Regions from separate parts of the Homo sapiens genome. Here region 1 is linked to region 2. The links are chromatin contacts, found by Hi-C or POLR2A ChIA-PET in ENCODE. All regions are on one chromosome and are shown on one strand. Each heading gives the region's core, a stretch centred on a gene start or an enhancer-like site at or near the end of the contact. The rest is flanking DNA. Distances are from core to core; before and after follow the strand shown. Region 1 holds the start of LOC101927759 (a long non-coding RNA gene). Region 2 holds the start of RIPK1 (receptor interacting serine/threonine kinase 1).

Evidence for each region. A loop is a pair of places that touch in the nucleus more often than their neighbours do. ChIA-PET counts read pairs that join two places held with the same protein, here RNA polymerase II (POLR2A). Pooled maps may share reads with other maps.
Region 1: a loop to region 2 is called in a map of B cell, with 9 times the contacts of the local background. The contact joins the enhancer-like site here to the promoter of RIPK1 in region 2. A Hi-C loop is called at or near these places in 27 of 168 maps with a recorded cell type or tissue (A673, B cell, CD14-positive monocyte and 18 more), 33 of 37 single-sample maps with no recorded cell type and 34 of 50 pooled maps. POLR2A ChIA-PET finds 5 or more read pairs at or near these places in 36 of 52 experiments (A549, A673, AG04450 and 29 more).

What each region holds. Positions count from the first base shown.
Region 1 is chr6:3,022,448-3,029,137 of GRCh38, forward strand. It overlaps LOC101927759 (a long non-coding RNA gene), which reads left to right and starts at 1,616. Exons shown (of 3, transcript NR_152848.1): 1 at 1,616-1,726; 2 at 4,306-4,424; 3 at 4,498-4,987. It also overlaps the pseudogene HTATSF1P2. RefSeq lists enhancers at 790-1,989, 3,433-3,542, 4,511-4,670 and a silencer at 3,028-3,322. Within about 2 kb of position 4,729, at least 11 of the 41 ENCODE cell types and tissues checked have a DNase peak (open chromatin) inside an H3K27ac peak, as active enhancers do; they include B cell, CD14-positive monocyte, CD4-positive, alpha-beta T cell and 3 more, where a contact is called at or near this core.
Region 2 is chr6:3,062,617-3,069,743 of GRCh38, forward strand. RIPK1 (receptor interacting serine/threonine kinase 1) reads left to right here and starts at 5,878. Exons shown (of 11, transcript NM_001354930.2): 1 at 5,878-6,045. RefSeq lists silencers at 1,024-1,073, 1,104-1,393, 1,584-1,693, 5,747-6,536.

The DNA of each region.
Region 1 (6,690 bases), core at 3,479-5,978, 41 kb before region 2:
CCTGGAATCCCAGCATTTTTGGAGGCTAAGATGGGCAGATTGCTTGAGTTCAGCAGTTTGAGGCCAGCCTGGGCAACATGGCGAAACCCCAACCCTATAAAAAAAAAAAAAAATTAGCCAGGTGTGGTGGCACACATCTGCAGTCCCAGGTACTTGGGAGGCTGAGGTGAGAGAATCGCTCGAGCTGGGAGGCAGAGGTTGCAGTGAGCTGAGATCACACCACTGCACTCCAGCCTTGGGTGACGGAATGAGACCTGTCTCAAAAAACAAATAAATAAATAAAAATAATTTAAAAATCATTAATTGCCAGTTACAATGAAAATTTAAAACTTTTAAAAAATTTAGTCTGATGGCATTGTACCACTGTGCCGTGTTCACGTAACCCTACTAATAATCACCCTGACACACAGCCACATGCAGATGGAGGAACTTCCCTAAAAGCAAGTTTGAGGGATTAAATATCATCTTTGTCATCATATCCTCCTCTTTTCCCTTTTCCTCCTCCTCCTTGTCATCACTACTGAGGACAGCACTGCTGGCTGTGCCCAGGGGCCCTTCTTCCTCAACGCCCCCAGCACCACCCAAAGTCCCCCTCTGTGGAATCGGAGCACTGAGTGTGTTGGCCTCAGGGACACTGAAGGAAGCCGCCCGCCCGTCCTCTCAGCCTTGGAGTCTGTTCAACCATTATCATTCAAACCACCTTCCATCAAAGGTTTGAATACAATGAGCAGCTGCTCCTGCATTCCTCCAGGACACAGGTTCACCAGCTGGGTGTCTGTCAAAGACAATGAGCCTCCGAGTTGGTCCAAACTTGACTCTCCTTGAAGGTCTTCTCTGGCCATCCTCAAAATCCACAGGATGAAATGTGTTCGATGAGGACAACTCACTCGTGTCGCGGCGTTTGGATGGGCTGCGGCGTGGCCGCTTCTGCCGTAGAGACGGAGCCTTCCTGTGGTTCGCGCACTTCCTTCCTGAAGCCTCATATTTCCCATTCCGTTGATACTTGGCCACCTCAACCTGCAACGTGCAGTTTCCAGTGTCATCTTCATCCAAATGCATGAATGCAAGATCCACAGCTTCCCTCTTCCAATGATCGCACAGCCTGTCTCCTTTAAGATGTCCTTGGTTATCTCTGTAAAACTTGACCTTAAGTTCTTCTGTCTGGGGATCGCTCATAATAATGCCAAATGGACAGGCGTGTGAATGCCTCCACGGTAACGACCAGAGGCAAACCGGCACATACACGTTTGTATTTCTCCTTCTTCAGCATGAAGCCTTCCTTTTTCTCCCCTCTTTGTGGGATCAGTGGGTTTGGGGTTTTTCTTGGTGGCAGAGCAGCGCCGTCACCGAGCAGCCGTCGCTGGCCTGATATGCAGCGGTGAAGTCTTCACTGGTTTCTCTTCTGCTCCTGTGTGCTTGCAGAAACCGGGCTGGCTCTTGATTGGGATTGTAGGCTGCAGAGGCTGGGGAAGGGCAGACAGCCTCGGGAGACACGCCGGAAAGGGCGGCTCCCTCGTGCTCCTCAGTGACTCAGGGTTTTGGCCACATAGCTCCCCTCCTCCACCCTCGCTCAGCAGGCTGCATCCGGGGCGGGGCTGGCAGGCAAAGAGGCTGTGTCACAGCCCTTCAGAGCCTCAAGCTGGGGTCCCTAGGGTTTCTGGACCTCAGATCACTGTGAGGCAGGAGGTCCTCCACCCTCCCTCCGGCAACTCTGAAGTATGGGAAGGTGCGTTCTCGAACTGCCGAGGGGCCTGTTCCTGTGTGGGTTGAGAGGATGGGAAGTTGCTGAAATCCAACCTCTCTGAGAGCCGGTGCTGTCACCTTGGCCTGAGTATGCTGAAGACATTAATTCCGGTTCCCAAGCAAAACTGTTAGCAATTCGAGGGCTGGGCTCTTGCCTATGTCTCATCTCCTGTTAGTACCGGGCACCCTGATACATTTTCTGCCGGTTTTTAAGAATTTTTTTTTGAGACGGAGTTTCACTCTTGTTGCCCAGGCTGGAGTGCAATGGCGCGATCTCGGCTCACCTCGACTTCCACCTCCCTGGTTCAAGCGATTCTCCTGCCTCAGCCTCCCGAGTAGCTGGAATTACAGGCATGCGCCACCATGCCCGGCTAATTTTGTATTTTTAGTAGAGACAGGGTTTCTCCATGTTGGTCAGGCTGAACTCACCCGACCTCAGGTGATCTGCCTGCCTTGGCTTCCCAAAGTGCTGGGATTACAGGCATGAGCCACCGCGCCCGGCCGGTTTTTAAGATCTTATTGCTGAAAAACTTAAAATAAAAAATAAATTCAGTATCAGCAGGGCAGCAGGAATTGCCATTAAAAAAAAAAAAAGAAAATTGGAAATGACTGCAGCCAGGTGTGTGTGATTGGGCCCCGCGACCTTTTTCTTAGGCAAACAGGGCTTTGTGGATGCAGAAAGACTTCTTTGGTTGTGTAGTTTGTCTCAGAGCCTCTCGTGGGTGGAGCCTGGTAAAAAGAGGAAAGAGACTCATGTTGCTCAATGTGAGGAAGCACCAGGAATTTTGGAGAAGTTCCCAGCAGCTCAGGAGAGTGGCTGGTGCCTTGTCCCAGGGGAGAGGGAAATAAGCACAGGCCTATTTCTTTCTCAAGACGGAAAAACCGAGCCCCAGAAAATGGCGATAAGATGGGGATGCAGGAAAAAGCTAGCTAATGAACAGTTCAGCAGTGGGCACCGTGTGGGAACCTCTCCTAAGCCGCCCTCCCTCTGATGGATGCATGCTCAAGTGATTTCGTTGGCCCTTAAAGGAAAGTGTTATTCCATCCTGTAATCCTAGCACTTTAAAAGGAGGCCGAGGTGGGAGGATCACCTGAGGTCAGGAGTTCACGACCAGCCTGGCCAACATGGTGAAACCCCGTCTCTACTAAAAAATACAAAAATTGGCCGGGTGTGGTGGCATATGCCTATAGTCCCAGCTACTTGGGAGGCTGAGGCAGGAGAATCACTTGAACCCGGGAGGTGGAGGTTGCAGTGAGGTGAGATCGTGCCATTGCACTCCAGCCTGGCCACAGAGCGAGACTCCATCTCAAAAAAAAAAAAAAAAAAAGACATCTGCCCAAGGGTCATAGCTGTAGAGGGGCAGATGTGGTTTGAACCCAGGGCGTCTGGTTCCTCTCTGGAAGCAACCAAAGTGCCTGTGATTGGGGTAGTGACAAAGCACTCTGAGCCGCTGCATGGCAGATGCTGTGAAGAGTCATCTTTGCCTGTCCCATATCTATTCCCATTTTTTCTGATTGTAACACCTTGTTTTTTTGTGTGTGGTGGGGGAACCATGCCCTTTCAACCAAGCTATGTGGTGTTCATAAGGGTAGCCCCTCCTCCGACCCCAGGAGTGGCAGTTCACAGCCCTGACTGATCACAGTGTTCCGTGGCCTAGCTGTAACCACCCCAGGGAGTGAGACTGAACTCAGGGGTTCATTGGACCTATCAGGAAAGAGAGACCTTTCTTGTTTCTGGACTTGGAGCTGTGATGAAGTAAGTGGGTCAGGGGCCAACACATAGACAGCGTTGGCCTACAAATGCAGCCCAGGCAGAGGACGGTGCAGCCAAGCCACACAGAGAGACAACTTCCTAGTGACACGCTGTGAACTCCTGCATCCACCCCTGCCTGAACTGGAGCTTTTCCTCTTCAGCTCTTCAGTTATGTGAGGCAAGATGTTGCCTTTTTTGCTTAATGCTGTGAGTTGAGTGTACAGCAGTTACAATCAAAGAATCCTAAATAATGCTGCAAGCATGGTGACTATCTACATGGGAATATGCAGTACTCCAGTGAAGACAAAACATAAATTAATTTTGGAATCTGATGACCATAATCTAAAAACATTCATAGAGGTATATAAAAATTATAACAAAATTTAAAGTAGCATATCTCCTCATGAAGCAGGTTAAGTGTATACACAAAGAAGGAGGAGGAAAAGGTGAGAAAGAATCTGCCCTTGTGGGGAAGTGACAGAGGCAGAAGAGGCTGATGCAGTCCTGCATCCAGGCCCAGCTCTGCCAGCAGCTGAGTACCCCTGAACAAGCTCCCCCACCTCTTCGGGCCTCACTTTCCCCATCTATGAAAGAAAGGGAGTCTAGCTTCCATAGCTGCCCCAGCTGATACGCAAGGTGCCAGTGTGTCCTCAGTCCTGTCAGGAGAAACCTTCCCCACTAGAATCCCAGGAGGAGCTTGAAATCCTGTCTGGGATCCTGACGGCCCAGGTGCTGACCCTGCCTCGGGTTGTGTCTGCTAAGAAGTCTGATTTCTGCTCATCTCTCCCCATTTCTTTCTTCCCATAAAGTGGGCTGATGCGCTGGAACGTCGATGCAGCCAGTGATGTGTTTGATGAGAATGTATTGAGAGTAAAGCTGCCCAGAATCCAAGTGTGTGTCATCTGAACTCTTGAATCATGGATGGAAGGTATGTCCTCTGTTGATGTCTCGCAGCCTGAGCTGACAATCTGTAAGAAGGTTTTGTTATCTTCATGTTACAGATGGTGAACCGAAACTTACAGAGCTCAAGTCACTTGACCAGGCTCCACCCCTACAAGAGGCAGCACGCAAACTAAAAACCAGGCGGCCTTTTCCAAAGCTTGTGCTCTGCTCCACTGCTGGAAGGAACCCTTCGGGGAATTGAAGCAGCACTGAACAAAGGCCATTTTTAAGAAGCGACACCAGAAACCTAAGGCGGGGTCCCCGGCTCAACAAGGATCTCATGTTTTGTGGGTCAGAGATTCTTGTGTCGTGTCTGGGTGAGGTCAAAAACCATGCAGAGACTTTCACTTCCTGTTCTGTGGCAGACAAGACATCTGAAAAGCTCTCCTGCAGCAACACTTCTAGATGCCAAGTAAATCACAGCAAGTGCACTTTTAAATGTGTTACTAAGATCATAAAAATGAAGGAAAATGCCCAAGCATATCCCCAACCCCTCACCCCACAACCACCACCACCACAATAAACAAGTTGCTGACAGTGGATTGGCAAGCGAGAGTGGAACCTTAGGCTGCGTTGGCATCAAATACTAATAACCAAGCAAAAGGGAGCAAGACCAGGCCTGGGGGCTGTGCCATTGAGAGGTGACCGCGTGCTGGCAGTCCTCACAGCCCTCGTTCGCTCTCGGCGCCTGCTCTGCCTGGGCTCCCACTTCGGCGGCACTTGAGGAGCCCTTCAGCCCGCCGCTGCACTGTGGGAGCCCCTTTCTGGGCTGGCCAAGGCCGGAGCCGGCTCCCTCAGCTTGCAGGGAGGTGTGCAGAGAGAGGCGCGAGCGGGAACCGGGGCTGCGCGCGACGCTTGCGGGGCAGCTGGAGTTCCGGGTGGGCGTGGGCTTGGCGGGCCCCGCACTCAGAGCAGCCGGGCGGCCCTGTCGGCCCCGGGCAATAAGGGCTTAGCACCCGGGCCAGCGGCTGCGGAGGATGTACTGGGTCCCCCAGCAGTGCCAGCCCACGGGCGCTGCGCTCGATTTCTCGCCGGGCTTTAGCTGCCTTCCCGCGGGGCAGGGCTCGGGACCTGCAGCCCGCCATGCCTGAGCCTCCCCCACTCTCCGTGAGCTACTGGGCAGCCCAAGCCTCCCCCAAGAGCGCCGCCTCCTGCTCCAGGCGCCCAGTCCCATCAACCACCCAAGGGCTGAGAAGTGCAGGCACAGGGCGCGGGACTGGCAGGCAGCTCCACCTGGGTGAAGCCAGCTGGGCTCCTGAGTGTGGTGGGGACGTGGAGAACCTTTATGTCTAGCTCAGGGATTGTAAACACACCAATTGGCACTCTGTATCTACCTCAAAGTTTGTAAACACACCAATCAGCACCCTGTGTCTAGCTCAGGGTTTGTGAATGCACCAATCCACACTCTGTATCTAGCTATTCTGGTGGGGCCTTGGAGAACCTTTATGTCTAGCTCAGGGATTGTAAACGCACCAATCAGCACCCTGTCAAAACAGACCACTTGGCTCTACCAATCAGCAGGATGTGGGTGGGGCCAGATAAGAGTATAAAAGCAGGCTGCCCTAGCCAGCAATAGCAACGAAGTCGGATTTGTTTCCATGCTGTGACGGTTTTGTTTTTTTGCTTATTGTAATAGCTTTTGCTGTTGTACTCTTTTCTGGTCTACACTGCGTTTATGAGTTGTAACAGTCGTCACAAAGGCCTGCAGCTTTCACTTTCTGCCTCAGCCAGCGAGACTGCAAACCCACCAAAAAAAAAACTTAACTGTCACACCCACCCTAAGGGTCTGCAGCTGGGTTTTTGAAATCAGACCAAGAACCCACCAATTCAGAACCCACCAATTCGGGACACACCATGTGGGCAGCTGAATCAAGACTTTGTGGAGGAGCTCCAAAGTGGGTAGAAAAGTACGTTCACCCTTACAGGGAGACTGGCAGGCAGCCTTTTTCCTTCTCGGTAGAAAAATAAACTCCTGTTCCATAGAGTTTGGATTTGGAATTTATTGTATCCACAACCAGCAGTCAGCAAAATACAAAATGATCCCAAGTGATAAAAACCTTAAGTATAGTAAGTAATTTAAGTAAACATAAATTCTCTCTGGAGAAAACCATGATCTCATGGCTATTAAGATTCCCATTGATTAAGATGAGTGTAATATATGCTCTCCAGAATTATCAAACACATGAGGAAACAAAACATGATTGGAAATAAAAACAACAAGCAATAGATTTAATCACCCACAGTCTTCAAAT
Region 2 (7,127 bases), core at 4,628-7,127:
AGTGGTGCAATCTCGGCTCATGGCAACTTTCGCCTCCAGGTTCAAGCGATTCTCCTGCCTCAGCCTCCTGAGTAGCCGGGTCTACAGGCGTGCACCACCACGCCGGGCTAATTTTTGTATTTTTAGTAGAGACGAGGTTTCACCATGTTGGCCAGGCTAGTCTGGAGCTCCTGACCTCGTGATCTGCCTGCCTCGGCCTCCCAAAATGCTGGGATTACAGGCGTGAGCCACCGTACCCAACCTTAATAAGAACAAGCTAGGCACCTAGGGTGTCAAATTGAAGGAGGCTCTGATTCTCAGGGCCGCGCAAATGCAGGGTTGGCACCTATGCGTGTGGCCCTCCTGAAATTTTGTGCCTTAGGCACCTGGCTTGCTTCTCCCTAATTCAGGCCCTCAGGAGAAAGCTCTAATTCTGGTCAATTTGAAACAGGAGGGCACGGCTTCTGGGCGACGCTCCGTGCTCCAGAGAGAGCCATTTGTCTGTTCCCTTCCTCTGGACGTCACCGTGCCAACATGAAATGCTTCCAATTGAGTCCAGCCTGAGATGGAAGGGGGTGGGGGGATATCTGATGACATCACGAACTGCTGCATCAACTCCCCCGAGTCCCTGCCTCTGGATCCCCTGATAGAGGACACAAGGAGTGTCCTGAGCCCGTGTGACTCAGTGTCTCTTCCCATCACTTTGCGGGAAAATGGGGCTGCTTACACCACACCGCAGCCCAAACACCTGTGGCTAGAGAAGGGCTTGGGTACTAGGAGTGAGGACGCCTGGTTCTGGGCCCAGGACTAGTACTAGTTAGTGGTGGGACCTGGAACAAATGCTTTGGTTCTAAGTGAATCCCCCATATTCATGACAAGAGGCGTGGAACACAGACCCATGGGGCCTTCCCACTGGAACAGGGAGCTTGGCTGTCACCCGACCTTCGCTTCCTTAAGTAGAAAAGCCCAGGGTTCCAGGCTCCGTCTCCTTTCCCGCAGACGCCTTGTTTCTTCGCGCGGAGGCCCTGGACGCCGCAGGCTCCCAACCTACTTCTCTGGGCTGTCAGGTTCTGAACCCGGTCCTGAAGAGGCCCTGGCGCCGGGGGTGGGTGAGGCCGAGCGCGCGCCTTGGGAACCTGGCCGGCCTCAGGCTGGCGGGAGCATTGGCGGACATCGCCCTGGGCGGGGCGGACTGGGGGTAGACGGATCTGCCTCTGCGCCTAGCCCTGCCCTCCGCCGCCGCGCGAACGCGCGCGCCTCCCCGGCTAGTCCCGGCAGGCGGAGCCCCAGTTAGACTGCTCGTCAAGTGTGGGAAAAGCTCCGTGGCGTCACAAGCTACTATATAAAAGGCGGTGCCCGCCGGGGCCGAGTGGGAGTCCGCGGCGAGCGCAGCAGCAGGGCCCGGTCCTGCGCCTCGGGAGTCGGCGTCCAGGCTCGGAGCGCGACACGGAGACTAGGTGGCAGGTGAGGACGTCCCCGCGCACGGCCGGGGTGGAGCACGGGAGTGGCGAGCTTCAGGTCCACCGGCTGCCACCGAAAGATGGGACCTGAAGACAGGAGAGGTCGCTCAGCCAAGAGCCCCGGGGAGGCGGTGGTGTCTCGGCGGGGTCAGCAACGGTCTGTGGGGGGTCCCCTGCAGCGCGCAGCCGGTTTCCGCCTCCGCAGCTCCCAGCCAGCGCGGACGCCGCCCTCCCCGGCGCCTCCTCGCTGCCCTTCCCTGGCCGAAGCCCTCCCCTGCAGCCTCCTCCCCACCTGCCGGCCCTGTGTTCTCACTGCTCCTCTCTGCTCTGGGATCCGCAGGATGACGTCTGTCCTGGTTCTTCTTCTGTCTTTCAAAGTCACTAGTCTCCAGTTCTAAATCCGAGCACTCTTACCCATTCTAATTCTTTCAGTAACTCAGCGAAACGGATGGGGCCCTTCCTTCCCCGGAGCACTCCTCCAGGGACTGAGAATCTGCAGAGCCAGGCTCAGCGCTCGCCTGCAGAGCCTGCGGTCTGTGGGACCCGCCAGCAAGATGAGGAATCACTTTCGGGAGGAAGGGTCGTGCTGGGGAGGGTCGCGCCGGCGGGGTCAAGAGAACCTCCTCTAGGGTGGGAATCAGAGCCTCCGGGCCGCGGTGTTTGAGGGTGAGTGGAATTAATCCCGTGATGGACGTGGGGCCTTCTAAGGGGGACCAGGAGTTTGCGAAGAGGTGACTTTGGGAGGGGTTCAGGATGGCCAGAGGTGGAGGCTGTGACCTCAGTGAGGCTGGATCAAGGGAGGGGCAGGTGGAGAAGAAACCGTTTTAACGAGGTGGCTTTAAGCGGATCCTAAGGGCCCCAGGAGATTTAGGAGGAAGGACAAGAGGATTAAGACACCGCTTTCTGGTCGGGTGCGGTGGCTCACGCCTGTAATCCCAGCACTCTGGGAGGCCGAGGCGGGCGGATCACGAGGTCAGGAGATGGAGACCATCCTGGCTAACACTGTGAAACCCCGTCTCTACTAAAAAAAAGAAAAAAAAGAATACAAAAAAATAGCCGGGCGTGGTGGCGGGCGCCTGTAGTCCCAGCTACTCGGGAGGCTGAGGCAGGAGAATGGCGTGAACCCGGGAGGCGGAGCTTGCAGTGAGCTGAGATCGCGCCACTGCACTCCAGCACTCCAGCCTGGGCGACAGAGCCAGACTCCGTCTCAAAAAAAAAAAAAAAAAAAAAAAAAAAGACACGGCTTTCTGAGGTGCCGTGCGGCTGTGGCGGGGGTGGCTGGGGGTGCGGGTTGTGTTCATTGTCCAAGGCTCTCCAGTGCTTTGCGTGGCGTTTTGGGGAGCACAGATGAGGTGTCCCGACAGTGGGGAGTGGCTCTAGGGAGACCAGAGGCTCGGGAGGGGGCCTGGGCATTAGACCAGGCACAGGATCCAAAGTGGGAAGAAATGTGGGCGTAGAGGGCAGGCCTTGGAGATGGGTGTGGGGGAGGAGGGGGAGATGGAAAGGAGTCAGGGAGGTCTCCCAGGCTCACCTGGAGGAGTCAGGGTCTCATTTCCAAGTGCACTGGGAACTGCAGCCTGGGGGTGGGGGTTCATTTGGTTTCAGGCCTGTGGCCAAGAGACCTACCCCCTCATATTCACACTTTGGCCTCCACGGGCTTCAGAGATAGTACCAGCTCTTTGTTCTCGCTGGTTTTCTTTCCTCACCTTGGGCTGTTTCTTGCCTTTTCCATTCTGGTGTTCTGCAAGGACCAGTTCCTTCATCTCATGCACAGTCTACACTCATGGCTTTTGCTGGGAGTAATGAGTAAAGCTCCCAAATAGATGTTTCTGAGTTAAAACACTGAACACAAAATGAAGCAAAAACAACGCATTTCCAACCTCCCAAGGTCACATGATGTCTAGAGGACAGTGATGGGCAATAACTTTTTGTCTTCCCCATTAGAATGCAAGCTCCACGAATGGAACGTGGAGTTTTTTATTTTTTATTGTTTTTTGAGACGGAGTCTGGCTCTGTCACCCAGGCTGGAGCAATCTTGGCTCACTGCAACCTCCGCCTTCTGGGTTCAAGCAATTCTCCCGCCTCAGCCTCCTGAGTAGCTGGGTCTACAGGCATGCACCACCACGCCCAGCTAATTTTTGTATTTTTAGTAGAGACGAGGTTTCATCATGTTTGCCAGGCTGGTCCGGAACCCCTGAGCTCAGGCAATCCGCCCGACTTGGCCTCCCAAAGTGCTAGGATTACAGGTGTGAGCCACTACACACGGCCAGAACATAGAGATTTTTTGTGTTTAATTCACAACCGAGTCTTCAGTGCCTAGAACAGGTGCTCAGTAAATATTTACTGAAGGAATGAATTCCTTTTTGTATTTCTTGTATCTATCACCAGATGCTCTTGTATCTAGTACCTGCTTGGCATACAGTAGATAGAAAGCTTTGCTGAGTGAATAGCTCTGCCTTTCGTCTTTTTTGATATGTGTACATCTTTTAAAAAATAATGAATAGACTTTGTTTTAGAGCTGTTTTGGTTTACAGCAAAACTAAGCAGAAAGAAAATATCCCCTTCCACAAACATCCTGGACTGTACAGCCTCCCCTACCATCAACATCCTGCATTACTGTGGAATATTTGTCACACCTGATAAACCAACATAGATTCATGGTTACAAAAATGAACCAATATGGATAAAACATATACATTATCAGCCAAAGTCCGGAGTTTGTTAGGTTTTGCTCTTTGTGTATATTCAAGATACATTTGACAAATGTATAGAGATGTACCCAACCCTGTAACGTCAGACTCCACTGCCCTAAAAATCCCTTGTGCCTCACCTATCCATCCCTCCTTCCCTGCAAATCCCTGGCAGCCGCTGATCTTTTTTACTATCTCCGTAGTTTTTCCTTTTCCAGAATGTCACATAGTTGGAATCATGCATTATGTAGTCTTCTCAGATTGGCTTCTTTCACTTAGATTTATACATTTAGGATTGCTCCAGGATTTTTTTTTTTTTTTTTTTTTTTGTGGCTTCAGAGCTCATTTCTTTTTAGCACTTAATATTCCATTGTATAGATGTACCACAGCTTATCTGTCCACCCATTAAGTGATATCTTGGATGCCCTCAAGTTTTGGCAATTATGAATAAAGCTGCTATAGACATTCTTGTACAGGTGTTTGTATGGGCATAAGCTTTCAACTCGTTTGGGTAAATACCAAGGTGTGGAGTTGCTTCATCTTATGGTAAGAAGAGCTTGGTTAAGAAATTGCCAAAATGTCTTCCAGACTCTAACATTAGGCATTCCCACTAGGAATGTATGGGAGTTCCTTGTGCTCCAGATCCTCATCAACATTTGTTGTTGTCAGTGTTCTGAATTTTAGCCATTCTAATAAATGTGTAATAGTATTTGTTTTTTTAAATTGCAATTCTTTAATGACATGATGTTGAGCATCTTTTCATATGCATATACATATGGTGAGGTGTATGTTCAGAGCTTTTGCCCGCCTTTAATCAAGTTGTACATTTTCATATTGTTGCATTTTAAGAGGGTTTTTTTTGGTATATTTTGGGTCACAGTGCTTTATCAGATATGTCTTTTGCAAATATTTTCTCCCAGTCTGTGGCTCGTGTTGTGAACGTGGCTAGTTCTCTTGACATACATATCTTTTCACAGTATGTAATCCTGTTGTGCTTTTTTTTTTTTTCCTTTTGAGACGGAATCTTGCTCTTGTCACCCAGGCTGGAGTGCAGTGGCGCGATCTCGGCTCACTACAATCTCCACCTCCCAGGTTCAAGGGATTCTCCTGCCTCAGCCTCCCGAGTAGCTGGGATTGCTGGTGCCCGCCACCACGCCCAGTTGATTTTTGTATTTTTTAGTAGAGATGGGGTTTCACCATGTTGGCCAGGCTGGTCTCGAACTGCTGACCTCAAGTGATCCGCCCGCCTTGGCTTCCCAAAGTGCTGGGATTACAGGCGTGAACAACCGCGCCCGGCCTGATGTGCATATAATTTTATTATTTGATTTTTAATATACATGAATAGCATGCAGTTCCAACTTTGCTCGAGACTTCACAATTACCATTTTAAAGGGCTGCAAAATAATCACATTTCCTCCTCAACAGCCCCACTTTACAGATGAAGGTAGAGGAATGCTAACTTGCCTATGCTAACCCGCAGAGCTCTGAATCCTCCGGATAGCGCCCCCGCTGTAATCCACCCAGTGCTTCCCTCCAGACCCTTCTCCCTCTCGTGCGCGCGGAGGTTTCGGTTTCCTCTTTTACGTAGGCCGCCCCACTCGCTTGAAAACAAAGTCCGCGATCCTCTAGCCCGCAAGAGAGCTCCGGGACTCAGACCCCGGGCGCGAGGTCCCACGAGCGGCGGGGCGGCGCTCTCGCGGTCCTCCTCCCCGGCAAGGGCCGGGGCAGGGGGAGGAGGCAGCGCGAACAGTCCACGCCCTCCAGCCGGGCGCGCTCGACGCGGACGGCGGGCCAGCTGCCGGAGCGCGGCGACTCCAGGGGACCCACAGCTGGGGCGCCAGAGCGCGGCCATCCGGGCGGGGCCGACGGAGCGCGGCAGGACTTGGCTGGACGGCGCGGCCACGGAGAAGGGCGCGGTGAGCGGACTGGCACCGCGCGGGGAACATTCCGGAGGCCGCCGGGCTCAGTCCCGGTGACCCCCCTGGTCGGGGTTCGCGCGCCCTCCCCCAGCACGCCCGGGCAAGGCTGCCGCGGCGTCGGAGTAATCCCCAACCCTCCGCCGCCGCTTCTTCCCTCACCCGGGCCTCCAGACGTTTGCCGCGGAAACGAAAGTAACGCTCGGGTGCTTGCGTGGAGGCCGGGGCGGCCGCGGGCTTCCCGGAAGGAGAGGGACTCTGCCCGGGGTGCGCGCGGCGGGCGGGCCCCGCCGGTACCGGAAGTCGGGCGGTGGGCGGGGCCGCGGGCGCTCCCGGAAGTCAGGGGTGCTCCGCTAGGTGTCTCTGCTTATCCGGAGTCCGCTGGCCGCCTCTGTGCCAGAGGTCGGGGCGCTGGACTGGTAGCGGGCGGAGACCTGCCTTTGGGCCGCGGTTACCGCGTGAGGGTGGAATAGGCAGTCCCACACGCCATTAATGTTGTTTTGGTGGAGAAGGTGGGCTCCTAGTGCCCTATCATTAAGAAAAAACAGTTTGGGCTCTTCCCTTACCAGCCCTTTGAAAGGGCCTTTTACTGTTGCGCTTGAGGCCGCAGCAGGTTCCAAAAACAAAAGCATTTCTGCGTGATCTTAGACGACTGAGGGGACGAATGTGGTAACCCTAGCAGGCTTCTGTCACTGGCAGGTGCTTTTGTGAAGTGCTGCGGACCCTCTTGAGGGTTGGGAAGAGGATAGGCTGCATCCTCCTTCCCTAAGCATTTGACAAAGCCTCACAGGGATGCGGGGGTTGCGGGGGCAGGGGGAGGTCTGGGGTTGTTAGTTCTTTCTCTCTTGCTGACCATTTGGCTCTCCCTTAATCAGAGCTCTTTTTTATTTTGGGCAAAGCAGGAGGCTGTTCCAATGATTAATTCTTCCCTGACTTACACTTGAAGAAGCCAAGGCAGGAAGTGAACTTTGAAATGTGCAATGTCTTAGTACTCATCTGCATTCTGTGACTGCTAGGAAGATGGACTGAGTCAAGAGGAAATTGTCTTGTTAGAAATGTGGAATACTGCGTCGGGCACGGTG